Regions from separate parts of the Homo sapiens genome. Here regions 2, 3, 4 and 5 are each linked to region 1. Evidence: chromatin contacts called from ENCODE Hi-C or POLR2A ChIA-PET data. All regions are on one chromosome and are shown on one strand. The core of a region is the stretch at or near the end of the contact, and the rest is flanking DNA. Distances in the headings are between cores, read along the strand shown. Region 1 overlaps SH2B3 (SH2B adaptor protein 3). Region 2 holds the start of GPN3 (GPN-loop GTPase 3). Region 3 overlaps RAD9B (RAD9 checkpoint clamp component B). Region 4 holds the start of HVCN1 (hydrogen voltage gated channel 1). Region 5 holds the start of TRAFD1 (TRAF-type zinc finger domain containing 1).

The links. A loop is a pair of places that touch in the nucleus more often than their neighbours do. ChIA-PET counts read pairs that join two places held with the same protein, here RNA polymerase II (POLR2A). Pooled maps may share reads with other maps.
Region 2: a pooled map shows a loop between it and region 1 (4-fold over the local background). The contact joins the promoter of GPN3 here to the enhancer-like site in region 1. A Hi-C loop is called at or near these places in 2 of 50 pooled maps. POLR2A ChIA-PET finds 5 or more read pairs at or near these places in 4 of 52 experiments (CD4-positive, alpha-beta T cell, CD4-positive, alpha-beta memory T cell, T-cell and 1 more).
Region 3: a loop to region 1 is called in a pooled map, with 4 times the contacts of the local background. The contact joins two enhancer-like sites. A Hi-C loop is called at or near these places in 1 of 37 single-sample maps with no recorded cell type and 2 of 50 pooled maps. POLR2A ChIA-PET finds 5 or more read pairs at or near these places in 1 of 52 experiments (activated T-cell).
Region 4: a pooled map shows a loop between it and region 1 (8-fold over the local background). The contact joins the promoter of HVCN1 here to the enhancer-like site in region 1. A Hi-C loop is called at or near these places in 5 of 37 single-sample maps with no recorded cell type and 3 of 50 pooled maps.
Region 5: a loop to region 1 is called in a pooled map, with 4 times the contacts of the local background. The contact joins the promoter of TRAFD1 here to the enhancer-like site in region 1. A Hi-C loop is called at or near these places in 7 of 50 pooled maps. POLR2A ChIA-PET finds 5 or more read pairs at or near these places in 2 of 52 experiments (OCI-LY7 and activated CD4-positive, alpha-beta T cell).

Annotation. Positions count from the first base shown.
Region 1 is chr12:111,428,154-111,433,995 of GRCh38, reverse strand. The region is part of intron 2 of SH2B3 (SH2B adaptor protein 3); the gene reads right to left. LOC124903019 (a long non-coding RNA gene) reads left to right here. Exons shown (of 2, transcript XR_007063462.1): 2 at 1-1,512. Among named protein-coding and RNA genes, the nearest start is that of SH2B3, 25 kb to the right of the region's middle. RefSeq lists an enhancer at 2,953-3,262. Within about 2 kb of position 3,700, at least 12 of the 41 ENCODE cell types and tissues checked have a DNase peak (open chromatin) inside an H3K27ac peak, as active enhancers do; they include CD4-positive, alpha-beta T cell, where a contact is called at or near this core.
Region 2 is chr12:110,465,206-110,471,047 of GRCh38, reverse strand. It overlaps GPN3 (GPN-loop GTPase 3), which reads left to right and starts at 2,791. Exons shown (of 8, transcript NM_016301.4): 1 at 2,791-2,892; 2 at 5,834-5,842. The coding sequence starts at 2,845. FAM216A (family with sequence similarity 216 member A) reads right to left here and starts at 2,203. Exons shown (of 7, transcript NM_013300.3): 1 at 2,030-2,203. The coding sequence starts at 2,172. LOC124903016 (a long non-coding RNA gene) reads left to right here. Exons shown (of 3, transcript XR_007063459.1): 2 at 232-409; 3 at 597-759. RefSeq lists enhancers at 1,460-1,629, 2,550-2,679 and a silencer at 1,830-2,139.
Region 3 is chr12:110,529,802-110,535,643 of GRCh38, reverse strand. It overlaps RAD9B (RAD9 checkpoint clamp component B), which reads right to left. Exons shown (of 11, transcript NM_001286535.2): 11 at 2,088-5,119. The coding sequence ends at 4,991. PPTC7 (protein phosphatase targeting COQ7) reads left to right here. Exons shown (of 6, transcript NM_139283.2): 6 at 1-2,399. Among named protein-coding and RNA genes, the nearest start is that of RAD9B, 30 kb to the right of the region's middle. RefSeq lists an enhancer at 5,074-5,323. Within about 2 kb of position 3,588, at least 3 of the 41 ENCODE cell types and tissues checked have a DNase peak (open chromatin) inside an H3K27ac peak, as active enhancers do.
Region 4 is chr12:110,686,529-110,692,370 of GRCh38, reverse strand. It overlaps HVCN1 (hydrogen voltage gated channel 1), which reads left to right and starts at 3,256. Exons shown (of 8, transcript NM_032369.4): 1 at 3,256-3,291; 2 at 3,663-3,746. RefSeq lists enhancers at 1,536-1,685, 2,216-2,325, 2,446-2,495, 3,746-3,795, 4,358-5,186 and silencers at 2,936-3,005, 3,066-3,565.
Region 5 is chr12:112,121,853-112,127,694 of GRCh38, reverse strand. TRAFD1 (TRAF-type zinc finger domain containing 1) reads right to left here and starts at 2,135. Exons shown (of 12, transcript NM_006700.3): 1 at 2,077-2,135. RefSeq lists enhancers at 1,609-1,678, 2,089-2,138, 2,116-2,410.

The sequences.
Region 1 (5,842 bases), core at 2,451-4,950:
GAATAAGAAATGGCTATTAGGCAGATGAAAAGATGCTCAACACCATTTTCCATTGGGGAAATGCATATCAAAACCACACTGAGGCTAAACCCGGTAGCTCACACCTGTAATCCCAGCATTTTGGGAGGCTGAGGTGAGAGGACTGCTTGAATCCAGGTGTTCGAGACCAGCCTGGGAAATATGGTGAAACCCCAGCTCTTCAAAAAACAAAAACAAAACAAAACAAAACAAAAAACCACATCACGTAGTGTAGTGAAAAACAAAAATTAGCTGAGTGTGGTGGTGTGTGCCTGTAATCCTAGCTACTCAAGAGGCTGAGGTGGGAGGATCACTTGAGCCCAGGAGTTTGAGGCTGCAGTGAGCTGCCTCTGCACTCCACTGCACTGCACTCCAGGCTGGGTGACAGAACAAGACCCCGTTTAAAACAAACAAACAAAAAAAACACCACACTGAGAAACTACTTCACACCCTTTAAGATGGCTGGGATGGCTACAATCAAGAAGACAGACAATAACAAATATTGGCAAGGACATGGAGAAACTGGAGTCCTCTCACGCAATGATGGTGGGAATATAAAATGGTACAGTTGCTTCAGAAAACAGGTTGGCAGTCATATTTATTTTATATATAGTCATTTTTTTTTCTGAGTCAGAGTCTCTCTCTGTTTCCCAGGCTGGAGTGCAATGGCATGATCTTGGCTCGCTGCAGCCTCCACCTCCTGGGTTCAAGTGATTCTTCTGCCTCAGCCTCCTGAGTAACTGGGATTAAAGGTATCCACCACCACGCCCAGCTAATTTTTGATTTTTAGTAGAGACAGGGTTTCACCATGTTGGCCAGGCTGGTCTCAAACTCCTGACATCAAGTGATCCACCTGCCTTAGCCCCCCAAAGTGCTGGGATTACTGGCGTTAGCCACCGTGCCCAGCCCAATGTAATTAAACATAGAATTACTGTATGCCCCAGCAATTCCACTCCTAGATGTATCCCAAGAGAAATGAAAACACAGATCCACACAAAAACTTGTCCACGAATGTTCATAGCAGCATTATTCATAACAGCCAGAAAGTGGAGATAACCTGATGTCTATTAAGTGATAAACAAATAAGCAAAATGTGGCAAGTCCATACAATGGAGTATTTTTCAGCCATAAAAAGGAACAAAATACATGCTGTAACTTCGGTGAACCTGGAAAACATGATGCTAAGTGAAGGAAGCCAGACACAAAAGGCTGCATAGTCTGATTCCACATATGTGAAATGTCCAGAATAGGTAAATCCCTGGAGACAGAAAAGAGATGAGTGGTTGCCAGGGGCTGGGGAGGGAGGTATGGGGAGTGACTGTTCATGGGTACAAGGTTTCCTTTTTTGATGACGAAAATGTTCTAAAATTAGATTATGGTGAGGGTTGCACAACTCTGTAAATATACTAAAAACCAATGAATTATACGCTTTACACAAGCGAATTTTATGGTTTGTAAATTATATCTCAATAAAGCTTTGAGAGCAAGAACGGATCAGAAGTGCTCATAAAAGCCTTGACCCAGCACTCCCCTTCTAGGAACTGAGCAGAAGAAAATCATCAGAAGTGGGCACCAAGACTGACATAAGGTGTTCATCCCAGGGTCATCTATACCAGCAAAAAAGTTAAAAATGGGCTGGGCGCGGTGGCTGTAATCCCAGCACTTTGGGAGGCTGAGGCAGGCAGCTCACCTGAGGTCAGGAGTTCGAGACCAGCCTGGCCAACATGGTGAAACCCCGTCTCTACTAAAAATACAAAAATTAGCCGGGCGTGGTGGCACATGCCTGTAATCCTGGCTACTCGGGAGCCTGAGGCACGAGAATCGCTTGAACCTAGGAGGTGGAAAAAAAAAAAAAAAAGAATACAGAAAAATGTTCAGGACACAAAGTGAAAAAAGCAGGTGACCAAATAGTATGAGGAATGCCAGGCCCGCAAAGGCTGAAGCTTTTGTCCACAAGCTCCTGCCTGCAAGGGGCTCCAGACAGAATTGTGCAAAAAGTAATCCCTTCCCAGCAATTGCTGAAGGAATTGGAATTTGGAGGCGGAGGCAAAGTTAAAGACAGAGAAGAGGCTGGGTGTGGTGGTGGCTCACGCCTGTAAATCCCAGAACTTTGGGAGACCTAGGCGGGAGGACTGTTGAGCCTAGGAGTTTAAGACCAGCCTAGGCAACATAGTGAGAGTTTGTCTCTACAAAAAAACTTAAAAATTAGCAGGGCATGGTGTCCTGCTAATGTCTATGCTAATAGCAGCATTAAATAGTCCCAGCTACTTGGGAGGCTAAGGTGGGAAGATCACCTTGAGCCCAGGAGGTTGAGGATGCAATGAGCCGAGATGGCGCCACTGCTCTCTAGTCTGGGGGACAGAGCAGTGTCCCCCAGTCTCAAAAACAAAACAAAAATGACAATAATGACATCTACCAAAATGGAAATGCTGGTTCTCTCTGGGTAGTGAGATTGTGGGAGGTTTTTCTGTTACTGTTTTTTTTTTTCTTTAAATAGTTTCTGCCATGAGCTTTATTAATTGAAAAAGCAAAATAAAAAACATTAGGAACTCAGACATGGAGGCCCTCGGCAAGTTAAAGACAGTTTCCTAGATTACATGGGGTACCCAGATGAAGACAGGGCAGGGCCCCCTTCCAGGTGGTTCCCTAGAGAGAGGTTTCTCTCTCCTCCTACAGTGGTGCCCCTGTGTGTAGAGCTGAGGTTGGGGTTCGAGTCAGGCATGGGGTGGGGGGTCCCAGGCAGCAGCCACAGCGAGGGAGGTCCAGAGGCCAGGTGGCCCTTAATCGCCCCGATGTACACTGTCACCCAGTGGTTCCAGAGGCCAAACAGTGGGCGGGGGCCACAGCCTCCTCCTCAACTCAGAGGGGAGATAGGAAAAAGGGGGTATGGGGCCCCAGAAAGGAAGCTGAGGTGGCCCCTCCTGCACTGGGAGAGGAAGCCCCCCCCGCCACCCACCCCCGGCCGGCACTCGGAGACCTCTTCTAGCGCAATCAGTTTCCTTTTCCATTCACAAAGAACTGGGTGGGGGATTTCCAGCAGCGCCAATGGGGCCAGCCAGGGGTTGCTGTGGGGAGCAGCCAGGCTGCTGCCCATCCCGGGGAGGGACCCTGGGGACCCACCTGTGGGATCTGGTGGCCTCCTTCCCCTTTTTCTGCCCTTCAGGGTAGGAACACATCATGCCAGCTACTCCCTGAGCCTGCAGTTGGCTCAAAACAACCCACTAAGGCAAGTGCTGGCATCCCATTTTCTGTAATGAGCCACTGAGGCGCAGAGAGGCCAAGTTCTTGGCCCAGAGCCACACAGCAAGGATACAAGAGCCAAGATCTGAACCTGACCCTGTCCATCTGCCCTTCTCCAGCGTCCACCCTTCGCCCCTGGACCCTGACCCTGAACCTCCAAGCCCACAGCCCTGACCCCACAATGGTCTCATCTCAATACCAGCCTCGAAAACAAACAAAACAAAAAAATACCACACCAACTTCCAAGAAGCCAGTAAGAGCAGCCAGGCCTGGTAAGCAGGACGGGGTGGGGATGGACCATAATAACTTAATTACCTCCCCCCTTGTTGGATTCAGGGCACTTTCTAGGCTGTGGATTCGCAGAATTTGAGCTGAAAGGAAGCGCCCCGATACCATCTGCCCCCGTGGTTTCAGCGCGGTCGGGGGTTTCTTCTAAGCGGCAAAGCACTTTTTCAAAAACGATTTTGCATGGAACCCCAATAAGGGGGCAGATGGGGCGGCAGTGTGTGTGGCTGGGGCCGCAGGAGCCCTGCCCAACCCCCTCCGCCTTCCCCATCACTCCCAGAAGGCCACTGCAGGCACCCACTTCATAGCTCAGAGAGGACTGGGACCTACCTGGGTCACATGGCAGCCCAGGACAGAGTGAGGATGGGACCTCCGTTCCTACCCCAGGAGCCTCTGCCGCTGGTCCCCCAGGAGACGTGGGCCCAGGAAAAAACCGGCTTCTTAAGCCTGTGTGCCCGCCAGGACCTGAGCTCTGCCTGCCTGCCAAGACCAGGGCTCAGTCTGCCCTGCTTGCCGGGATACAGGCTCGTTCTGACGGTGGAGGGTGGGTGCTTTCTCTCTGCCTGTTCTGGGGCCTAAACACAAACCCCCTGCCCCTGGTGCCCCCCGGCCTTGGCAGACCCACCAGGGACTCTCATTTCCTGCCTTGGCCACCTACCAGCTCTGGGGCCTCGGGCAAGTTTCTGGACCTCTCTGTGCCTAGTTTTCTTGGCTGTGAAATGGCTTCATCACTGTCCCCACCTCCGGGGTTTGTGATAAGGATTCCATGGGATGTGGCGGACACAGTGCCTGTCACATGAAAACCAATTAATAAAAATGGGCCGGGCGCGGTAGCTCACGCCTGTAATCCTAGCACTTTGGGAGGCCGAGGCAGATGGACAGCCTGAGGTCAGGAGTTCGAGACCAGCCTGGCCAACATGGCGAAACCGCGTCTCTACTAATAATACAGAAAAATTAGCGGAGTGTGGTGGTGGGCGCCTGTAATCCCAGCTACTCGGGAGGCTGAGGCAGGAGAATTGCTTGAACCCTGGAGGCGGTGGTTGCAGTGAGCCAAAATCACACCACTCTGCTCTAACCTGGGCGACAGAGCGAGACTCTGTCTCTAAATAAATAAATAATAAATAAAAATGACAACGCCAGTGATGCCTGCAGCAGCAAAGCCTTGCAGGCCCCAGCGAACACTGGCTGTGTTGGGCACAGCTCTAGGTGCTTCCCAGACAGCACTCAGTTGATCCTGGGGCCAGAGCCATCATTCAGCTATTTTTACTTGAGTAAACTGAGGCACAGGGAGGGCAAAGTGCCTTCCCCCGGGTCACAGGCTCAGAAGGGCAGGGGCAGGCCAGGGCCGCGCCTGTCAGAGCCCGAGGCGGCTTCCTGCCGTCCCTCCTCCTCCTCCTCCTCCTCTTCCTCCTCCTCCTCCTCCTCCTCCTCCTCCTCGCACTCCTGCCCCGAGAGGAAACCGCCAGGCCTCCGGCGGACGTCCCTTTCTTTCTGCTTCCCCTTTCCCACACCCGGAGGCATGGGGGTGGCTCCTGCATCCCCGCCCAGGCTCTGGGCCCAGAGCCCGACTCCTGTGGCCTCCCCGGGTCTCAGTTTCCTCCTCTGTAAAGGAGGTGTGAGGGCGGTGCCACCTGGAAGAATCACGGCAAGGACGGACGGGCACGGCCCTCCTGTGCCCAGGCAGGGTCACAGCCCACCCAGAGGGAGCTGCCCACCTGTGCCTCTGCCTCCCCTGCAGACCCAGGCACACCCAGGAACTGAGGCCCCCAAGGGATGGGTCACTCATCAGACACCCGGGCTCCTGTGCTATCTCTTGGGGGGACTTTGTGCTCCCAAAATCAAGGTCAGAGTGGCCTTGTTCCAGGGCTTCTGGGTGCCCCAAATGTCTCCTGCCAGAAGGGTGGGCCCGAGGCTGCCCCTCACCTGCCCTATCAGTGCTTACCGTAGCCTGCCCCCCATGACACTTCCCATTTTACAGAAAACTGAGGCCCAGCAAGGCCAAGTCACACACCAGGGACACCTGGCTCGAAAGGGGATGAGTGGGGATGGCTCTGAAGCACATTTACCCCCGAGTCGCAGCCACTCCTACCCAGACCACTGCCTCCTGGGCACTCAGGCCTGTGATGCAGCGGGGGGCTCAGGGCTGAGGGCTAAGTCCCCCTGAGGCATCCCCCAGCCCCTCTTCTACCACTTCTCCAAGCTGGGCATCAGAGGCCATGGGTGGGATGTGCCAGGCAGAGTCCTCTGTGCCAGGTGAGGGGCGCTGGCCAGCCCCCTCCAGGCCTCGGTGTTGGCATCT
Region 2 (5,842 bases), core at 1,542-4,041, 960 kb after region 1:
CAGATCACTTCCCCTTTCAGATTAGTAAATATGACCGGAATTGATGATTTTTAAGACCCCTGCCAGTGCCAACATTGTATCATGTAGCATAATAAACCTGATTCTAGTTTGAAAATTTTATTTTGTATTTCTGGGAATATAAGCTTTTCATAAATTAGTCTTGGTTTGTGTTTTTTAATGGGGTTCCTTAAACCAAACTGAAGGGCATACTGTCTTTTTTTTTAATTGTAGTTTTAAGAGTTTGGATAAACTAAAGGAAGCATGGAGATGAACGACAGGCGGAGATAAAAGGAAAGGACAAACAACCTCTTTGTGCCTGTTTTGTCATCCATAAAGTGGGGATCATAATAGAACCTTCCAGGATTACAGGCTCATGCCCATCTCTACTAAAAATACAAAAATTAGCCAGGTACGTGGTGGCGCACACCTGTAGTCCCAGCTACTTGGGAGGCTGAGGCAGGAGAATTGCTTGAACACAGGAGGCGGAGGTTGCAGTTAGCTGAGATCGTGACACTGCACTCCAGCCTGGGTGACAGAGGGAGACTCTGTCTCAATAAAAAAAAAAAAAAAAATTCACGTATCTCCTGATACACCAGGATCCTGCAGTCGGCCAAGGACTGTGAAGAACAGAAAAGAAACCCAAGACTCCATCCCATCTTTAAGAAGTCTTCAGTAGCACCAGAGACAAAAAGGACGGCCATGCGGGCGGATCACGAGGTCAGGAGATCGAGACCATCCTGGCTAACACGGTGAAGCCCCGTCTCTACTAAAAATACAAAAAAGTAGCCGGGCGTGGTGGCAGGCGCTTGTAATCCCAGCTACTCCAGAGGCTGAGGGAGGAGAATGGCGTGAACCCGGGAGGCGGAGCTTGCAGTGAGCTGAGATGGCACCACTGCACTCCAGCCTGGGCAACAGAACGAGACTCTGTCTCAAAAAAAAAAAAACAAAAAGGATGGCCATGGGTGCAACAGGGGCCCTGACTGCGGGTTGTACTGAACGGCAAACATATCGCAGTTCTTGCTTTTAGGGAATAAAGTAGGGAGAGGAAGAGGAGGTAGAGTCTCCAGCAGTGACTTCAACAGCTCGCTGTCTTCACTATCTAGGAAATAGGTGTAAAAACCTGCTCAAAACGAAATAGATTTGTGAAAAAAGGAACTTCAGTGTGAAGAAAATGTCAAGATCAAGGCACCTCGGATATTCAGTCATTGGTCTCATTGGCGATTAGAAATCCTCGTTTGAGGTCGGGCGCAATGGTTCACCCCGTAATCCCAGCAATTTGGGAGGCCGAGGCGGGCGGCTCACTTGAGGTCAGGGGTTCGACACAAGCCTAGCCAACATGGTGAAACCACCTCTCTACTAAAAATACAAAAATTAGCCGGGCGTGGTGGCAGGCGCCTGTAATCCCAGCTACTCGGGAGGCTGAGGCAGGAGAATCACTTGAACCTGGGAGGCTGAGGTTGCAGTGAGCTGAGATCGCACCACCGCATTCCAGCCTAGGCAACAGAGCGAGACTGTCTCGCTCTCAAAAAACAAGAAAGAAAAGAAAAAAAAAGAAAAAGAAATCCCCGTTTGACAGGAAGGTGGCTCATGTCACTAGAGGGAAGGAACTGGTTTATGGGCCTGGATGCCCCCAGTTGAACCGGGGGACATCTTCCTCCTCTGTCCCTCCCGCCTCGCCTTTCGGTGGACACACAGTCCTGTGCCAGACAGCAAACGTCCCAGCAGGGCTCGCAGCGCCCCCTCGGGGCAGAGAGATGCACGCGGGCGACTGTCGCAGTCACCTCGTGGCCACTGCACCAAACGCTCCTCCGAAGCTTCCCTCAGAGACCCTCCCTCAACCGCGAGGCAGTCCTCCCCTCTGCCCTCTGTCCACAACAAAACTGCTCCCCGCCTCTCACTTGAGGGCACCGGGGCCAGCCCCCGAGACGAGAGGTCGGCCGCAGCCCTCCTCCACGGGGCTCACGACCCGGGGGCCTCACGACCCGGGGGCCCCATGCTGCCACCCTTACCCCGGGGCCCCCAACCTCACCCGCCGCCGCCACCCTCGGTCCCGGCCACAGCGGGCGGCTCTGCAGAAGAGCTACGCTCCGTCCAGTCGGACCCCGGACCCTGGCCGGGCATCTCCGCGGCGCCGAGACCGCGAGCCGTGTGCGGGAGCAGCTGTCCCAGCATCCCTCCCCCGACAGCACGCGTGCGTCAGGCTGCTGGTATTCCGGAGAGGCGGCTCGGATGCTGGCTTCTCGCCCCTCCGAAGCCGTTCGGACACTGCCCGAACAGCTTCGGGAGAGCGGGGCGGGCAGATCCGCGACCCCGGAGTTACGGTGGGGGAGGGGCAGGAGCGCTGCGGTCGCTGAGCGTTTGCACGTTTGCACCTCTCTGTGGAAGCAGTGCGTCACAGGAGGGAAATATACATGCTCCCCAAAACAAGAGGTGCCTTCCACTTCAGTATTCCAGATCCTCAGCACATTTGCAAATCGCGAGGGTCACCATACAGGTCAAACGTCTGCACGCAAACCACGGACCGAAGCACGTGGCGCAAGGATGCGGAGCTTTATCTGTTGTCCGTTATTACTCAGGTATCCAAGCTTAGACAGCATCCCAACGGCCGATTTCCATCAACTACTTTTGCGCACGCGCAAATCCTCTCCCTCGCCCCTCCCCTTTTTTCTCAGGACGCGTTTCTCACGGGATTTGGCCCGCGGGCTGCCCCGTAGTAGGAGGTGTGGTAGAACTGGAGGCGTAGAAAGAATGTGGATTGCGATTGGTTCGCACTTCACTTTCCCGGAGCTCAGTGGGCGTCGCGCGAAGGCTAAGGGAGTGTGGCGGGCGGCTCCGGGAGCCAACATGCCTCGGTATGCGCAGCTGGTCATGGGCCCCGCGGGCAGCGGGAAGGTGAGGATCTGCGGGGACAAGGAGAGAAAAGTAGGAGTTCGTGGAAGGCGGGAGATTGGGTCCTGAGGGAGTGAGCCGGCGGGTGTGTGTACTGGGAACCCTGAGACCCCACGCAACTCATTTCTGCTGTCTGGCTTCACGTTCTTTTTTGTTGTTGTTTTGAAAGGGAAATAATGGTAGTTGTTAATATTTATTGTATACTTAAGCCCCAGGCAGCAGATGAAACGCCTCGCTTATTTCTACAACAACCCTGTGAGAGAGATCTCATTTTTCTCATTTTACAGAAAACGAGATACAGAAAGGTTAATTAAGTTCTTTGCCCCGCAAAAAAATATAAATCCAGTTTTGTCTCAACTCCAGAATCCGGCCCTGTCTCGCTCCCAGGAGGGTAAAGTGGGGTCTCATTAATTACTGTTTCTCAGAACTTGGGACATGGACTTTTGGTATTTAAGGTGCTTTTAGGTGGTAGGTGGTACATGGACCCCACATTAAGGAGCATCAGATAATGTGTTAGGGAAATTGTTCCCTTTTCATTTCTCTTTCAGTTCTCAACTTCGCATTTAGGAGAAGTTGTGCTCGGTGCTAGTGTGTATCTTCAGCACTTCTTTAATCCCCAGGTCTTTTCAGAGAGCAGTTCTTAGTCTCAGAGCTTTTAATAGGCACCTGTATTTAGCTAAAAATAGAACATTTAAAGATTTTATATAATTTTATGTCTAATTTCACGTTATGTCAAATATAAGTGGTTTTCAGTTTACAGTAGGGATAAAATTTTTTCTTGTAAACAAATATTAAGGGAATGTTAGGAACATTCAAATACAGTGAGAATGGTGAAGATATGGATCAAATAACATATGTGTGGGAAACATAGCCAGGCGTGGTGGCTCACGTCTGTAATCCTATCACTTTGGGAGATGGAGGTGGACGGATCGCCTGAGCCCAGGAGTTTGGGACCAGCCTTGGCAACACGGCGAAACTCTGTCTCTACAAAAAAATGCAAAAATTAGCCAGGCCTGGTGGCAGGTACCTCTAGTCCCAGCTTCTCGGGAAGCTGAAGTGGGAGGATTACCTGAACCCAGGAGGTTGAGGCTGTGGTGAGTGGTGATCGTGCCACTGCACTCCAGCCTGGGTGACAGAGGTACTGTCGCAAAAAAAAAAAAGAAGAAGTGTGGAAACACTAGAGTCTGTGGAGGTGTTGTGTGGCCTCAGTCTTTAACAAACACATTGTTCTAAGCTGTTGACTTATTCTGGGTAAAAACATGTACATGTAACTAAGATACCTATGGCCTTTAACTTACCCAGAGTCTGTAGTCTTTTGGGGAAGACAAATAGATGACCTGTCAATTAAGATACAGTGTGATGTGGCCAGGTGTGGTGGCTTAAGCCTGTAATCCTCGCACTTTGGGAGGCTGAGGCCAGCAGATCACTTGAGCCCAGGAGTTCAGGGTCAGCCTGGGCACCATGGTGAAGCCCTGTCTCTACCAAAAATACAAAAATTAGCTGGGCATGGTGGCGAGAGCCTATAGTCCCACCTACTCGGGGGGCTAAGGCTGGAGAATCGCTTGAGCCTGGGTCAAAGCTGCAGTGAGCTATGATGGTGCCACTGCACTCCAGCCTGGGTGACAGTGAGACCCTTTGCAAAAAAAAAAAAGATACAGTGTGTGATGTATGGAGAGGGCATTCCAGACAGAGACAACAGTATGTGTAAAGGCACTGAGAGGACAGCATGATGGATGTTTTTTCTATAGTCTATTTTAATTTTTGGGCTGATTGTATTAAACAAGTATCTTTATAAGCTTTTGATGCTTACTATCAGAAACATTCCTTGAGTACGTTCTTTATCCCAGGCACTGTTTTGGGCCCTGGGGGTTGTATGGGGAAAAAAACATGCACACACAAAATCCGTGCCCTTGTGGAGCTTATCTTTAAACATAATAAGTCAATTAGAAACAATTATCAAGTATTTATTATGTACTAGGTATTGCGCTAGTCCCTGTGCTTGGGAAACTGAATAAGACACATCTCTGCCTTTAAACAGAGTATGACACAGACAAGTAGCCTAGAGACTTTTTTTTTTTTTTGAGCCAGGAGTCTTGTTCTGTCATCCAGGCTAGAGTGCAGTGGTGTGATCTCAGCTCACTGCGACCTCTGCCTCCCGGGTTCAAGCGATTCTCCTGCCTCAGCCTCCTGAGTATCTGAGATTACAGGCATACGCCACCACGCCCAGCTAATTTTTGTATTTTTAGTAGAGACGAGGTTTCACCATGTCGGCCAGGCTGGTCTCCAACTCCTGACCTCAGGTGATCCGTCGACCTCAGCCTCCCAAAGTACTGGGATTACAGGTGTGAGCCACTGCACCCAGCCCGAGATGTTAACATAGTACGGTAACAACTACATAATGGATAAAGAATTATCTAAACCAAAAGTTACAAACTGATAGCCACCTCCAGACTATTTATTGATCTTGGCGTTCTTTCATCTTGGAATGCTCTTCCCCTTAGGTTGGCAAACTCCTTCTCATATACTCATATCTCCCCTACTCAGAGACATCATCCCTGACCATCCTACCTAAAGCTTTGTTTGCACTGTACAAGTCCTGGTAGAGACACTGTGTTAGGTGTTACACTATGTAACCAGAACTCTTCCCTTTAAATACCGCTTGTCACATTTAGAACAGTAAGGAGCCTTAGTGATTATGGAGGACATCCCAGTTAGAGACACGAAAATTGAAGGGCAGAGTGGAGAAGTAAATTCCCCAGAGGTACCCATGAGTCTAAGTCAGGTTTGAATCTGCAGCCCAGTCAGGTATCTTTTTCCCTTGTTGTCAGTCAGCCTCTTGGTTGATGAAGGCATAGTTTTGACCTTAGTGGATAGTATTCCAGAGTATGGAAGGTAGCACTACACTACCTGTTGCTTTAACCTCTCATGCCTTGTGACATTACAGAGCACCTAC
Region 3 (5,842 bases), core at 2,339-4,838, 900 kb after region 1:
ATTGGTGTATAGATGAGAATGCAATTAAACCTGATGAGAATCTACTTGAGAATATAGAAAGTCTTTCTCTAAAGGAGATACTGACTCCCTGGTTTATTGCATTAAAATTTATGTTTGAGGTTACCTCAACTTGTTTTAAAAGATTTTGTTTTGTGAATTTGTACTGTATATTTGAGTAACTGTCAGGCTTTTATTTAAAATTGTTTAACATGTACCATGTACATGTCATTACTATATTTCAATGCATCATGCTTGTAACAGGCATTTCATTTATAATAAGAATGAGTTATTCATTTGTAAGCCGTTCAGTAATTTATCTACTATTCCTAAATTGGCATAATGTTAGATAATCTATTTTGAATCACCTTTAATTACATGTCAGAATGCCTTAACTACCCTAACTTGACAAAACAGAATTCTTTGGTAGACGCGGTGGGGGCGGGGTGGGGGGTCTGGACGGAGTCTCTATTTAAGGAGAAATCATCATGCTATGATAAAACACAGAAGCATGAGTGGCAAGTGGCGGGGTATTTATTTTGCACAAACTATTTGCAGTCTCTGTGTATTTAAAAAGTAAAGAAAGTTGCATCCAGAAGGGTTTTGTTAGAATGAATACATTTATATTAGGACTGACAACTTCAGCTCTTTTGTTTAGGTTTTCAATTATTTTTGGTAAGAGTATGTAGCCTTATGATCTGGATATATTTTGCATTCATTTTCCAACGCCTACATTTAATTCCTGGTAAGAGCAGTGCTCGTCAAGTTTCTGGTTTTTCTCTGCTCTCATTTAACCCGTCAAACACAATCTTTGTAAAGCTAGATTGGTGGTGTTTTATACAACTTATTTACTCAGCTTACCTTTTTGAGAAACGATTGTTAGAAATTGACGATGTGTTTGTTCCAGTGATACTGAAAGTAGTGGGGGCAAGAATTGAGTTTCACAGTGGAATTGGCTTTGGATCTGGCCTATAGATTAGTGACATAAAATATTTTCTCTATTTTCCCCTGTTCTTTTTGTGTTATGCACTTAATTTTATGACTGCCGGGGGGGTCAGCTGGAGTGCTGCTTAACAAGTATCTCTCCTACTCTCAGTGGTCAGAGGCTGTGTTGGACCCATAGTAGAATTTTCCAGGTCACAGACCCAAGCTTCCATGGGTTGTTACTGTGCTGTACCACTTGGTGGGTCTGATTCTGAACCTGATGTGTGTGTTAATTATATTTTAAGCAACACACACACACACACACGCCTCATGTAATGGACTTTTATAACAAAAGAAAAAATTTGGATTTCTAATTTACAAATGGCAAATTATTTATCCCTCTCTGGATGCACCAAAGACCAGTAAAGTTTATAGCTTTTCCATCTATATTTATAAAGCAATACTGTATTATAAAAATCAATATTTTTATCACATGCTTGAAATTTTTATTTTGTTGTTTTAAAATGTGCACTCTAAACATATCAGAACCTTATTTCTTCCTATGAACTTAAGCTGCCTGCGCACAAAAAAAAAAAAAATTTACCAAATGGAGATGCAGTAGAGTCCATAGGCTCTAAAAACTAAAAGAAATGGGATGCAGGGGGAACAAGTTATTTGTCCTGAGTTACTGTACTTGCTTGACATGGTTGTTGGGTACTAAATCACAAAAGAATCCATTCCAGGTATGCATGTCTGGGGGTTGGGCTGTGTCTAGATTAGAAACTGGGTTTCAAGCTTTGCATGATGGGAGAGCGTCCTCTCCTCTATCAGCTGCGTGTGTTCTGGATAGGACAGTAGCCCGGAGATGGAAACCACCTTCAGTACCATTAGCCCACCATACCAAGTAACAAGTTAGGCAGGAATCGTGGGAATTTATTGAGTCAGCTTTGAGTGTTTGAGAGAATGTAAACAAGATTGGCTCGAATTGTAAACGTTTGTACTTTGGATGAGTTCATGGTTCTTTAGGTCACCTTAATACCAGCTATCTTTGGTAGAAGCTACAGCATTCAGTTTCTCTGGAAACTGTATCACATTTTTGCATTTTAAAAATTTTACAGTATCAAAAAACCAAAATCTGCTTATGAAACAAAACATGAAGCAGGACATATTTGGATTCTATTTATTTAAAATTAAATTCTTTGCAAAATTGAACTTCTCAACTAAAACGTGTCCATGTCAGAATTTTAACTGTTAGCAGGTAGTTTGTGGCAAAGATGGCTAAATAATGAAGCAAATTAGAATCTGTGTGTATACTAATGAGCTGCTTTTTTTCTGTTGAGACTATCATTATTTGTCTTATTACCCAAGAGGCAATTACCTGAATTTGGATGTCTGAATTATAACTTATGCAGGAATAGTTCTGTAAATACATTTAAATAAACTGTAAAGATATTTAATAAATATAGTATTTATACTAATCTGTGTGCTTCTTTTGGTTTGAATAGTAACTAAATGAGACACCAGCCCTTGACATTGAGTTTGTTGGTCACTATCAGGTCCTCATTTCCAAGCCTCCTAGTCATTCTAGCACTGATTATATGCTGCTACTTTAACTGGCTCCAGCTGCTTCACTACATCAGTTTAGCTTCCTCAGAAATTCATCAAAATGGACGGACAATTAAATGTAAATTATAGAACTTTTTCCCAGCTGAGGCTTTGCACCTTCCGTATAGTATAGAGGGAAGCTACAAAAAAAATCTGCTGTACAGTCAGTCGTGTTGTTTAACAGAGATGTTCTGACAGATGCATCCTTAGCAATTTCATCATTGTGTACTGACACAAGCCTAGATGGTCTAGCCTACTACACATCTGGGCTATATGAATAGCCTGTTGCTCCTAGGCGACAAACCTGTATAACATGTTACTGTACTGAATACTGTAGGCAGTTGTAACACAACAGTAAGCATCTGTATATCTAAACATAGAAATGTTTCAGCAAAACTATGGTATGAAAGACAAAAAAATGGTACACCTGTATAGGGCAGCTCCATTATCTTATGGGACCACCACTGTCTGTGCAGTCCATCGTTGACCAAAACGTTGTTATGCAGCACATGACTGTATTTCAGCTTAGCACTCTGTATCCAAATTCTAAAATCCAAAGTGCCCAGCTAATTTTTGTAGAGATGGGATCTCACCATGTTGCCCAGGCTAGTCTTGAACTGCTGGGCTCAACTGATCCGCCCACCTGGGCCTCCCAAAGTGCTGGGATTACAGGCATGAGCCACTACACCCCGCCAGTATTAACTATAATAATAGTCCAATGCTGCATCCAGGCTATTACTGATGATGATGCCTTTAAGACCTAAACCCCTCTGCCTACTTCAATGAATGAACCAGAAATGTTATCCTCAGCAAAGAGACCTACAGAGTTACTTTTGTGTATAAAAGCTCCCTGTGTAGGCATCTGCATTTGTTAGAAATACCAGAAATTCAGTGTTAATCATCAGTGTAAGCATAAGATACATATATCTTCCCCTACCATGTGATGAAAGGACTTAGTTGAAATTATGTGGGCATTGCCAGTTACCACAAAAAGCTTGGTTAAGGCCCATTTTCATTCACTAAGGAACATCTTGGGATGAACTTGAGTTTTTATTAGGTTATTGTGGGTAGCTATGACTCATTACTAAGCTACAAGAGCCAAATTAATTCTGGTTTCAGTTAGAACTCTATTCACAGTTCTAAAGCATGCAAATCCACTCAGCCACCTTTATGAATTTCTCACAAAGTCTAAAGTACAACTGCTTGCCAGTTAACACTTCCTTACGGTTTGAAGGTTTCAGAAAGATGTAACAATAATATGTTACAAAAGTCTCGTTTGTCAGGTTATAATTGACTGTAAACAGGTTTGGGGGAGGGAGAGGCACACATCATAAGACATTACATAACAATGTTTTGTGCCAGATTTTTTAGTCCATTTGTGCAGGTAAAAAGCTAACTCTTAAAGGGCCAAAGAACAGAGACATTTGTCTTCCACCTTATTCCACTCCAAACTCAGGCTGTCTTGGCAGTGGAGGATACTGTTCTATGTCAGATAATACAGAAATATTTGGCATCACTTCCATTAAATTCTTTCCTGCAGCACACTGCAAAATAAAAAATCACATCTGAAAATCAGAACAATTTGAGGTTAGGAAATAAAATTTTACAATATGTAAAAACACTCCAGGTTGGGCGCAGTGGCTCAAGTCTGTAATCCCAGCACTTTGGGAGGCCGAGGTGGGCAGATCACTTGAGGCCAGGAGTTCAAGACCACCCTGGCCAACATGGCGAAACCCTGTCTCTACAAAATACCAGAAATTAGCCAGGCATGGTGGCACGCACCTGCAATCCCAGCTGCACGGGAGGCTGAGGCAGGAGAATCGCTTGGACCTGGGAGGCAGATGTTGCAGTGAGCAGAGATTGCACCACTGCACTTGAGCCTGAGTGACAAAGTGAGACTCCGTCTAAAAAAGCCAAGTGAAAGTGACTATATATTTTTACTCTTGATCTTTTTTCCAGGGTTTATTCTACTTAAAGTCTTAAAATATAAAAAACAATGCACAAAAAAGGCCATGGTATTACATGAGAAAACTAAAATCCAAATGTTTGCAATCAAATACAAAAGATACCTGACTACAAATCACAAAATTCCATTTCAAGCCATCTTGATGGCACTCTAAATGGCTGTTGAATAAAGTTTAAATACCTTTATAAAACTAGCAAAGATGTTAAAAGCTCTAGGGTGAACGTGCATTGAATTGAAGAACTCTAATGGGCTTTTTTCCTTCACAGAAAACTCTTCTGCCTCACAAGTAGCATAATGGATTTAAAGCAAGTTACATACACTTGACAAACAGCTATTTCTAGATATGGTTGTTGTACAAGATGATGTGGTTTAAAAGCCCATCCTCCATTAAAAGGAAGTCCTGGACAACCTCTTTTAGACACTAAACATGCAAACTCGTGCTTGAGGGGCAAATGAGCCAGTCACTGGGCTGGGGCCCAGCTCAGCCATCATTAAGCATTAGAATATAGAGAAACTGCCATTATTCATGTCCTCTTCACTGTCACTTGCTCTTGCCAGACTGTCGAAAGGGTGGTTGAAGTGTTCTTGCTGGTCAGAAGAAACTGCTCCAAAGAACATGCAAGAAAACTGGAGGGAAAAAAGGAACTGCATTGTTGATTCCAAAGAGAAAGTTTGCTCATTAAATGCTCCAGGTGACAGCCCTCCTCAGAAACCTGACCAGTATTATATCCCTGTCTTTGCTGGTGATGGTTCACAGAACACCCAGAACCTTCATTATTGGTCCAACACGTCCTAAAACCAAACCTTGGCCGCGCATGGTGGCTCACGCCTGTAATCTCAGTACTTTGAGAGGCCAAGGTGGGCGGATCACGAGGTCAGGAGATCGAGACCATCCTGACTAACATGGTGAAACCCCGTCTCTACTAAAAATACAAAAAAAAATTAGCTGGGTGTGGTGGCGGACACCTGTAGTCCTAGCTACTCGGGAGGCTGAGGCAGGAGAATGGCGTGAACCCGGGAGGCGGAGCTTGCAGTGAGCCGAGATCGTGCCACTGCACTACAGCCTGGGGACAGAGCAAGACTCCATCTCAAAAAATTAAACAAAAAAAACAAACCTTTCCCTGCCTTCAAAGGCACATGACAATCTTCAGTTTGGGATCAATGGTCTGCTGCTGACTCCCCTCCTGAGCCATCAAAGCTTCCACCAGAACTGAGAGGCAGAGGTCAACGAAGCCTCCGTAAGCCACTGGATTAATTAATCCATCTTCTTCCCTTCCCCTCCTGCTACGGCAGAAGCCACTCTTCCAAGTTAAAGCCAGTCCTTTCCTCCCTATCTCTGCATCCCAGCAC
Region 4 (5,842 bases), core at 2,007-4,506, 740 kb after region 1:
TTCCTTCATCTTATACTTAGTACCTTGAAAGGGCCTACCACACAGTAGGTGGTCACGTGTTAGTCTGTTAGGTCTTTTGGATTTTCTAGGTAGACAATCACATCGATTGCAAATAATAGTCTTTCTCTTTTCAGTCTTTGTATTTCTTTTTTCTTGTTTTATTGCATTGACTGAGCTCATCAGTGAAATGTTGAATAGTAGCAATGATGGAGGGCACCCCAATCTTATTATGCTCAATACTCATTAATTTATGCAATAGGAATGTAAAGTACCTACTGCAGGTCAAATCCTGTGCCTGGGGATAACAGTGTAACACATTTGAGATCTTTTCCTGTCCACTGAAATGCCTGAGCAGTAGCAGTATTTCAGTAAACACGACAATGCTGAGAATATCACCAAATTCTCCAGACTTGCTGAAGTGTTCCTTTGGGATCCTGGTTCCCAAAAAGTATGGACATAGGTCCCTGCTGGTGGCCCCAGGTTCCAGGCCATCAGTAAGGTTGGGGGCTGCAGACTGGACCACTGCACCGTGGAGCAGAGGCAAGTACCCAGGGAGAAGACTGAGCGATGCCTCTGTAGGGGAAGGGATGGGGGAAGGTAGCCAGGGGATCAAGCCAGGCCAGGGTTTGAGCCTTGCCTTGCCTTAGCAGGGTCTGTTGAGGTCACCACCTGTCTGCACTAAGGGTCTAACTACAGGCAAGACCAGATGTTAAGACAGAGGGCTGCAACTTCCAGGTGTGCAACTAGGGGACGGGGTACTTGTTCCCTTTTCCCTTCCTCAACCAGAGGGGAGTGAACACAGAGGAGGGGCTGTTGGGAGCAGTCCCCACATCCTCTCCACTCTGTCTAGCTGGCCCTGGGGGAGGAGGAGAATTTTTAATAAAATATAAGGAAGTTGAAGTTGAAAATGGACCAGACTATGCCTTAGAAACTGGCATGGGGCTGTTGTAATAATACATGACTGAGAAGTCAGGAGATCTGACCAAAATGTTTTTAAGAAAGCCTTCTGGCCAGACGCGGTGGCTCACGCCTGTAATCCCAGCACTTTGGGAGGCCGAGGAGGACGGAGCACGAGGTCAGGAGATCGAGACCATCCTGGTTAACACGGTGAAACCCCGTCTCTACTAAAAATACAAAACATTTAACCGAGCGTGGTGGCGGGCGCCTGTAGTCCCAGCTACTCAGGAGGCTGGGGCAGGAGAATGGCATGAACCTGGGAGGCGGAGCTTGCAGTGAGCCGAGGTCGCGCCACTGCACTCCAGCCTGGGTGACAGAGCGCGACTCCACCTCAAAAAGAAAAAAGAAAGCCTGCTGCAGTCCAGGCATGGTGTTTCACGCCTGTAATCCCAGCACTTTGGGAGGCCGAGGCAGGCGGATCACTTGAGGTCAGAAGTTCGAGACCAGCCTGACCAGCATGGAGAAACCCTGTCTCTACTAAAAAAACAAAAATTAGCCAGGCGTGGTGGCAGGCACCTGTAATCCCAGCTACTCAGGAAGCTGAGGCAGGAGAATTGCTTGAACTCAGGAGGCAGAGGTTGCACTGAGCCAAGATCATGCCATTGCACCCCAGCCTGGGCCACAGAGTGAGACTGTTGCCGGGTGGAGTGGCTCACACCTGTAATCCCAGCACCTTCGGAGGCCAAGGCAGGCAGATCACTTGAGGTCAGGAGTTCGAGACCAGTCTGACCCACATGGTAAAACCCCGTCTCTACTAAAAATACAAAAATTAGTCAGGCATGGTGATGCTGGCCTGTAATCATAGCTACTCGGGAGGCTTGAGGCAGGAGAATTGCTTGAACCCAGGAGGCGGAGGTTGCAGTAAGCCAAGATCGCACCACTGCACTCCAGGCTGGACGACAGTGAGACTCCGTTCCAAAAAAAAGAAAAAAGAAAAGAAAGCCAGCTGCCCAGCAGAATTGGGGAAAGCCGAGTCAGTTGAAGCAGACAATACCCCTATGGGAGGCAGAAGAATGCACCCCCCTACCAAGATATCCACATCCTAACCCCTCCAAACCTGTATGTTGCCTTAAGTGGCAAAGGGGACTTTGCACATGTGGCTATGTGAAGGATCCTGAGCTGGAGAGATTAGCCTGGATTATCCAGGTGGATCCCATATAATCACAGGGCTCCTTAGAAGGGAGAAGACGCTGTGACCATGGAGGCAGAGGTCGGATTGAGACAGCCAAGGATCACAGGCACCTCTCCAGCCGGGAAAAGCAAGGAACACACTACCCTGGCGCCTCCAGAAGGCACAGCCCCACCCACACCTTGATTCTGGCCCTGTAGGACCCATCTGAGACTTCTGGCCTCCAGGGCTGTAAGATAACACATTTGTGTTAAGCCACTAGGTTTGTGGTGATCTGTTAACAGCGGCATGAGGAAACTAACACAACCCCAAGGAGGTGAGCCTCTCCCCACAGCCCCGACTCAACCGGAAGGGAGAGGTGTGCAGAAGACGGCTTTGCAGGATGTTTGGGACAAATGGTCTCTGGGGGAAGACAGAAGCTAACAGAACTGATTCGACTGTGTGAACAGGGTGCTGGGAGGGCCCACAGGGGAGGGACTTCAGAGCTGGGCCTGCGCCTGCGGGGCCGTACGAGTTGGCCCGGAGCAAGGCGGCCCAGGACAGGCAGGGGCTGCACGCGGTAAGGCTCCCTCTTGCCAGTACCATCCCATGAGCAGCCTCAGAGCCCTCGACCAAGGGAAGTTCTGAGGGCTGAGAGGTTGCTCATTCGTCAGAGCGTGCTGCCCACCCTCCACCCCTGCATGGCAGAAACTGTGCAGGGGACGAGGCCAAGGAATCAGGAGACCCAGAGGCAGGGGTGGCCCGGAGACGGTGGGATGGAGCAGAAGCTCCCCGAAAGGGGTTGGCGGGGTGGATTCGCCCCGCTCCAGCCGGCGGAGGAAGGAAGTGGTTCCCCCGCCCACCCTTCCCTTAGGCTGGCCCGGGGCAGGATTTTTGTGATCCGCGATTCGCTCCCACGGGCGGGACCTTTGTAACTGCGGGAGGCCCAGGACAGGCCCACCCTGCGGGGCGGGAGGCAGCCGGGGTGAGGGAGGTAGGGACGAACGGGTGGACTGACCACAGGCAGGGACAAGGGGACTAAGACCCGGGCCGAGGCCTAGAAGCCCGCCGACCGTTGGGGGTCTGCGGGCTGTGGGGGCGGGGACGGGGGCGGGGGCGGCCCGGGCGGGGGCGGGGCCTGGTACGGTACGGGGCGGGACGGGCTGGGCCGGACCTGCTCTGAGGCTCCCAGTCGCAGCGGTGACCGCGGGCGGGTGGGGCGCCGGGTAAGTGCTCGGGCCGGGCGGGGGGCGTACCCCGTTTGGCGTGCAGCCCTTTCTACAAGACCCCCAGTGCCCGATCCTTCCGAGAAGAGGGGACCCCCCCCCGCATCTCCGCTGTCCAGGCCTCGCCGTGGAGCCCCAGCAGGACCCCAGCCCTCGGTTGCCCTCGGCTCTGGCGTGTCCCGGCGCGGGCGGGCAGTGCTTCCCCTCGGCAGGGACTGGAGTCCAGGGGAGGGGAACGCGGGAGACGCTGGCCCTAGTGACCCCCCGATCCCGGAGAGTTGGTGGTGCGCGCCGCCCTGGGCCAGGTGCCTTCAGTTCTTCACACTCCGCGCAGCAGCCACAGGTGACCATCGTCGTCTCCCTCTTAACAGGTGAAGAAACCAAGACGCAGAGAGGCCAAGCCCCTTGCCTTGGGTCACACAGCCAAAGGAGGCAGAGCCAGAACTCACAACCAGGTCTGTGTCCCCTAAGTCCTCGGATGCATCGTCCCTGCCCCGCTGCCCTCCCGGGAGATTGTAGGAGAGAAGCAGGGGCAGAGGCAGTGCTGGATGTCCCGGGAGAAGGCTGCAATGAGCAGGCCCAGCCATCCCTGAAGGAGGAGCCCCGGGGAAGCAAACTCTTCCCTAGAAACACTTTAAAAGCACCCACCTGTTGGAGACAGAGATGCTGAGGAACAAGAGTGATTGGGGCCAGGGTAAACGCCAAGACAGAGAGGGGAGAGCAGTTCCTCAGTGGAACTCCCTCCAACATTGCCCCCACCACTTTTACCAGTGCTGGGTGTGGGGGATCTTGCAGGCTCAGCTTCGTGACTTGGCCTGTCTCTGCCTCAGTTTCCGCATCTGTCCCATGAGGTTAAGCATGTACCTACCTCGCAGGATTGCTGAGAAGATGATATAAGATGCTTGGTGTACAGGCTTAGCCCCTGGCACCAGGTTACTACCAAAAGTTCATGGTTCCAGTGCTTCCTCCACCCTCCGTCCTGCCCCTCTGAGAGTACTTCTCTGTCCTGGGCACCTTTAACTTCAGGTTGTTCAGGGCTATCTGAGATCTGCAGGATTTCCGGACAGCCCCACCAGCAACTAGGAGCTGCTTGAGTAAGACCAAGGTGAGGGGGTGGCAACTTCTCTGGCTGACTCCCCAGAGGGAAAGGCTGATAAGGGCAGGGTTTTGAAAATCTCTGGGCTGAGGCTTGCACAAGGTCCAGAGCTGCTCTGTGGCCCCTGCCCTCCCCGACACAGGTTTAGCAAGAAGGAGAAAGCCAGAGTGTTCTTGTCCCCAGACTTGATCCTTTGCTAGTCATTGGGGCTTGGGCCCTGGGAGCTGTCATCCACCACCCCGCTCCTCGTCCCTTCCCCACAGTCTAGGCTAGCGACAAGTTCTAACCCAAAGCATATCCTGAATCCGGCCACCCCTCCACCCCCTACTTCCACCCTGAGACCAGGCCGCCAGCATCTCTTGCCGCCTCATCACGCTGGACCCCTCACTTCCATCCAAATCCCCAGCATCGCCTGCCAAGCCCTCTCCATGATCAGGCCCTGTGTGATTATTCTCAATTTTTCTCTCTGGCCACTGTCCTGTCCACTGCTGTCCCCAGCCGCCACCTCCTAAGTACTCCGCTCTCTCAGGGGCTGTGCACAGCACACGTGTTCTTCCTTTTCCCGGGAATGCTCTTCTCTGCAATCTGTGACATACTCCCTTGTAATTCAGGGCACACCATAAATGTCGAGTTGTCCCTGACCACCCCACTTAAGGAGACCCCGCCTGCTCCCTGGCCCCTTACTCTGGCTGGCTGGCTTCCCAGTGCTTAGCTGGGGGGGGGGGGTGTGGTCTGTCTTGTATATTTCCTTGCTTCCTTGTTTGTCTCCCCAGGTAACATGTCAGTCTACCAGGATCGTGATCTTGCCCTTTCCTCTTCACCTTGGATTTCCCAGAACCTGGGAAATCAGTGCCTGGCACCTAGGAATGGCTCAGATAGTTTTGTACAGTTGCAGGCAATGTGTCAGCCATCAGCCTATTTTTCTTCTCACTGCTTGACAGCATTTTTTCTCCCGTTTCTACATAGACTTCAGAATTATCCCTCCCAAGAGCCCACTGCCTTCCTCAGCTTTTCCCTAAAGTAGGGCTTGGGGGTTGAGGGCCACTTCCAGGTTTTAGCCATACTATTCAACTTAGCTATAAATATCATTGTCCATATTGTGCATGTTTTTGGCTATCAAATGGCTTCTTGGAGATACAGTTTCCTAACCAAGGTGTGCAAGTCAAGGGTGGGATCATTTTGGAAGCACTTACCTCTTGTGACCAGGTAGCTATTTAGAAAAATCATCCCCAGGAATGTGTGCACATTTCTCTGCAGCTCTGCAAGCATTGGTTTTTATCCTTTTTATTTGTTTTGGCTAGTTTAATGGAGAAGGGCATGGTAGTTTTAAAGTTTCTGTTGCTTGAATTGCTGAAGCTGAGTGTTCCTCTGCGTGTGTGCTAGTTCTAGCTCCTGTCTTGCAAAGGTAGGAAATCTCCAGGGCACCTTAATTTTTCCCTTCACCTCCTCTTGTGG
Region 5 (5,842 bases), core at 886-3,385, 700 kb before region 1:
GACTCCCTCTCAAAAAAAACAAAAAACAAAAAAGCAAAAAATTAGGTGGGTATGGTGGCACATGCCTGTAATCTCAGCTACTTGGGAGGCTGGGGTGGGAGGCTGAGGTAGTCCCAGCTACTTGGGAGGCTTGAGCCCAGGAGGTCGAGGCTACAGTGAGTGAGTTGTGATCACACCACTGCACTCCAGCCGGGGTGACAGAGTGAGACCCTGTCTCAAAGAAAAAGAAGACCATACTGTGTGCCACTGTGCCCTGGCACTAAAAATACTTTACAAAATAAGGAAATATAGTCTCTGATAAAGCGATTTAGTGGTAGAGAAAAACAATAAGCAAAAAAATACATATAACTTGAGTATTGTGATGGAAAAGTATACTGACAAATAAATGGGGGCGGAATAGAGGCAAATCTACTTTAGGTAGATAAGAGTGGTCAGGGAAGAACTTTCTGGGGAGACGACATTTAAATTAAGAACTGAAGTACAAGAGCCAACCACGAAAAGACAAAGATAGAGGATGGGAATGCGGGGAAATCCATCCAGGCAGTGGGAAGGGCAAAAGGCCTAAAAGCAATGAAAGAGAAAGTAAAGGCAGATCTGGAAGAGCATAATAAAAAAGGGGAATGACTCAAGAAGGTCTTGTCATATCAGACAGAAAGAATATTGGATTCGATTCCAAGCTCAATGGTAAACCACTGAAGGGCTTTAAACTAGGGAATGACATAATTCAAGACACCCATTCTGGGCTGGGCGCAGCAGCTCACGCCTGTAATCCCAGCACTTTGGGAGGGCGAGGTGGGCAGATCACTGGAGGTCTGGGGTTCGAGACCAGCCTGGCCAACATGGCAAAACCAAGTCTCTACTAAAAATACAAAAATTAGTTGGGCGTGGTGACGGGCGCTTGTATCCCAGCTACTCAGGAGGCTGAGGCAAGAGAATCACTTAAACCCAGGAGGCGGAGGCTGCAGTGAGCTGAGATCTCGCCACTGCACTCCAACCTGAACAACAGAAGGTGACTCCATCTCAAAAAAAAAAAAAGATATTCACTCTGATATGAAATGGCAACTAAGGAAGGCTGTCCGACTGATTTCAGGTGTGCTCTATTCCAGCCCACTCTGGCCAACTCTAAGGCCAGAGCTCAGATGTAGCAGGTGCTTGCTTTTCTAGATGCAAGGAGACTGGGGGTAGCCTGCAGGGTCCCCCTCTGGGGGTCAAGGTCTGGCTGGTTCTGCCAGATTTAACCTCTCTGGGCCTCAGATTCTTCAGGCAGAGGACTGACAATACTTCAAAGGGTCAAGGAAACGGGCGAATGCACGGAAGAGTTGAGGCACAGAAAAGTCTTCAAGCTTATAAGGAGCCTGTTGGGGGTCAGCTAGATCTCTCTAGTCCGCAGAGGGGACCGTCCCTCTGCCCGAGGCGGCGGAGCTTCCCCTGCCGGGTCCAGATACCCCAAGGCAGTTTCCAATCGCCCCCGTCCCCAGGAAGGTCGGTGATGGGGAGTGAAGAAGTAAGCGGCTTCTCAAATAATAGCAGTTGCCAAACGCTTACCGGGAAAATCTTTTAATCCCGACTACAATCCTAAGAGGTGAAAGTCTTGGTCCCCACTTTAGAGGCTACGAAAGCGGAAGGCCACCTGAGTTTTCCACAGCACCAGCGGGTCGGAGTGCGAGCTCGGACTCGGGTCCTTCGGCTTCGAGGCCGCATTAGGCCACTCGCGACCCCCCACGCCGGCAGCTCGAGGCTCGGACTCTAGGCCCAGGCCGGCACTGAGCCCAGCTCCGCCCGGGACGCGGTGGTCACAGCGGCGCTGCGAACGACGCCCGCTTCCCGGCTCACCAGACCAACCTAGGCCGCGAAGGGGGCGGCGTCGCCGGGGGCTGCCAAGGCGCCGGTTCCCTGAGGAGAAAGCGCGGCCTCCTCCAGGTGCCTGAGATGCCGCCGCGCGGGCATCCTCTCCTCACAGCCGCGACCCCGGGCCCAGAGACCCCTCGCCCACACACCCCTCCCTTGGGATGCTGGACCCTTCCTAAACTGGAGGCCACAGGGGATCTCCAGCCGCGTGCCGCCGCTACACCTCACCAGGGACGAGAGGAGAAACGCTGAGTTGACACACTAGCTGCAGACACGGAGCCTCCTCTGTCAGACCCCGCACTGAACAACGGCCCTCAGAGCTGCCTCACCACTTCCGCCCATCGCGGAGGAGCGCGCCCATTGGCCAGGGGCGGCTCCAGCTGTCGGCCCATTGGATAACACCGTTGTCGCTCCCAGGGCCCCGCCTTCTGCGCGTCGATTGGCTCCCTGGAGGCCCACGGGGGCGTGTCCCTGGAAGCCCTGGCCCCTGCACATCTGGAACCAGAGGCACGAAGCTGAGCTGTGAGCCTGTTGCTGAGTTTAGCAACTGTCCCCGACACAGGCTAATAATATTTGCATGAATAATTCTGTACAAACATTACTAATATGCTTAATATATTGAGATAATTAATGGTATTTGTTCTTTTCTCATGGGCCGTTAATACTTATTAGTCATTCTTATTGCTATGATAATGCCCTTGTGCAAGACTTCTGCAGATCTGTGACCATATTTTTTGAGCACTTTGCTTTTTTGCAGTGGAAGAATGAGAGCCTGAGATGCAGGTTTGAGAGCTAGTTTCTCCACTTGCTGCCTGAATGGATTCCCTGAGCTTCTCTTACCTCATGTATAATAAAGGAGAGAATAATTATATAAGTATAACCAAGCACATATTACAAACCAACTTATAATTATATAAGTATAACCAAGCACATATTACAAACAATACAGCAATTTAAAATTATGATTCCATTGCAGATTATAATTGCAAAATATGGAGGCCAAGGCGGGTGGATCTCTTGAGCTCAGGAATTAGAGACCAGCCTGGGCAATATAATGAAACCATATCTCTACAAAAAAAATACAAAAATTAGCCAGGCGTGGTGGCACGCACCTGTAGTTCCACCTCCTTGGGAGGCTGAGGTGGAAGGATCCCTCGAGCCCAGGAGGCAGGGCTGGAGTGAGCCCTGATCATGCTACCGCACTCCAGCCTGGGGGACAGAGAAAGACCCCGTCTCAAAAATAATATAATATAATATAATATAATATAATATAATATAATATAATATAATTGCAAAATGTTAATGAGATAGTACTAAGCAAGAAAAGCATCTAACAGGCTGGGCGCGGTGGCTCACGCCTGTAATGCCAACACTTTGGGAGGCAGAGGCTGGTGGATCACCTGAGGTCAGGAGTTCAAGACCAGCCTGGCCAACATGGTGAAACACCGTTTCTACTAAAAATACAAAAATTAGCTGGCCGTGGTGGCAGGCGCCTATGATCCCAGCTACTTGGGAGGCTGAGACAGGAGAATCGCTTGAACCCAGGAGGTGAAGGTTGCAGTGAGCCGAGATTGAGCCACTGCACTCCAGCCTGGGCAACAAAATCAAAACTCCGTCTCAAAGCAATATTTATAACAAGATAAAATATTTAGCTTAAATATGCAATATAACTTGTGTGATTCCAAACATATAAAGTTTAAAACCAGGGAAAATTAACCTAAAGTGAGAGAAGTAAGTAACTGGTTCCATTCAGAGGGTATATAGCCTGTAAGGAGATATGAGAAAGATTTTCTAGAAATGTTTATATCTTGATCAGCAAAGTGATTAACACAGATGGATTAATTAGTAAATAGTTATTAAGCTACACACCTATATCTTAAGCACTTTACATTGTATGTTACATTTTAATAACAAAACTTACTGGAGTTCAAAAGAAAGCACAATCATTAACAGTTAAAAAGCAATCAGAAAAAATGTGTATTAATATGAATTAAGTATATTAATGTATTAAGTATATATAAAGAAAAAAGATAACCATATAGTGTGTTCTTTTATGAATAAGGTGTTTTAACTCAGCATAATGTTTTTGAGGTTTATCCATGCTGTTGATAATATCAAGTCTATTCCTTTTCAGTGCCAAGTAGCATAGCACATGGATATGCCACAATTTATACTGACAAACATTAGAGCTGGTTCTAGTTTTTGGCCAGGCATGGTGGCTCACGCCCACAATCCCAGCACTTCGGCAGGTCAAGGTGGGTGGATCGCCTGAGCTCAGGAGTTCCAGACCAGCCTGGGCAACATAACAAAACCCTGTCTCTACAAAAAATACAAAAATGTAGCCAGGCGTGGTGGCTCATGCGTGTAGTCCCAGCTACTTGGGAGGCTAAGGTGAGAAGATTGCTTGAGCCTGGGAGGCAGAGGTTTCAGCGAGCTGATATGGCACCACTGCACTCCAGCCTGGGTGACAGAGCAAGACTCCATCTCAAAAAAAAAAATTGATTCTAGTTTAAGCAGTAGTAACCATTCTTGTGCAAGTCTTTGGGGATATATGTTTTTATTTCTCTCAGATAAACACTTGGAAGTGGGATTGCTGGATCATACGGTAAGTCTATGTTTTAACTTTACAAGAAACTACCAAACTGTTTTCCGAAGTGATTGCACAACTAAACGTTCCCAACAGTAGTGTAGGAGAGTTTCAGTTGCTCCGTATAGTCATCCACTTGGTATAAACACATTTTGAATAAATAAACAGGAGAATGGCAGTCCTGTCTTCCGTTGCCTGAGTGACCCAGAAGCTCCTCTAAATTCATAGTTCACAGTGGGAGGAGACAACAAGGTCCAGGGTAGCAAGGAATGAACTGAAATAATGATAAGCTCAAATTTCACTTAACCCCTGGGGTGCCTTATTTTCACTGGCCTAAATCCAACAGCAGAAATAAAAAAAGTTTAGGGATATTTTATTCCTGACCAAAAAAGGCAGGCAAGGCGGGGTGATTACAGTGGCAGCAGAAAGGATTTAGATTAGGTTAGAGGAAGAGCTGCTTCTTGGTTTACCAGGAGTCACCTGTATGAGAGGATTAGATGGAGTTCCCCCCAACCTCCTTGTACCAGAATCTTTAAAGGGTTTGTTAGAAACTTATTTTTATTTATTTATTTACTTATTTTTTATTTTTCTGAGACAAAGTCTCACTCTCTCGCCCAGGCTGGAGTGCAGTGGCGCGATCTCGGCTCACTGCAACCTCCGCCTGCCGGGTTCAAGCGATTCTCCTGCCTCAGGCTCCCGAGTAGCTGGGACTGTAGGTGCCCACCACCATGCCTGGCTATTTTTTTGTATTTTTAGTAGAGACAGGGTTTCGCCATGTTGGTAAGGCTGGTCTTGAACTCCTGACCTCAAATGATCCTCCCACCTTGGCCTCCCAAAGTGTTAGGATTACAGGCGTGAGCCGCTGCGCCCAGCCGGCTTGTTAGAAATTTGAATGTCTGCTCAAGGTCAACCTCCTCACTATCCCAATTCCCTAGTACCTCAACCTCATCCCTAAAAACTCACTAAATTAACTGAATCTGGATTTCTGGTGTCATGGCCTAAATGGCACTTCTGGGCTCTGGCAGATTTAGCATTCACTGCAGTGGAATTTTGATAAAGCCCAAAGGGAGAGGTGTTGCCCTACCCTTCCCAGCTCAGCCCTACTCAGAGCCCTGCCAGGCTGGGGGAGGGAAATTCCTCTCCTCTAGCCAAAGCTGTCACTACCCAGTCTGAGAAGCCAACATGACTCCTCCATTCCCCAACACGCCCCCATCCCTGTTCTGAACTGTCTTCTACCTCCCGCAGCCTCAGCCCCGCTCAAGGGCTAGGGATCTTCCCTGACAGAATGCAGCTTTTCCTTGTGGTTCTAGTTGCCAACGTGTTCCCTTCCTCCCACTTTTACATCCCAGCAAGCAGCTGCTTAGAGTCACAGATTCCTGGCCCCATGCCTAGCCCGGACACATGGAA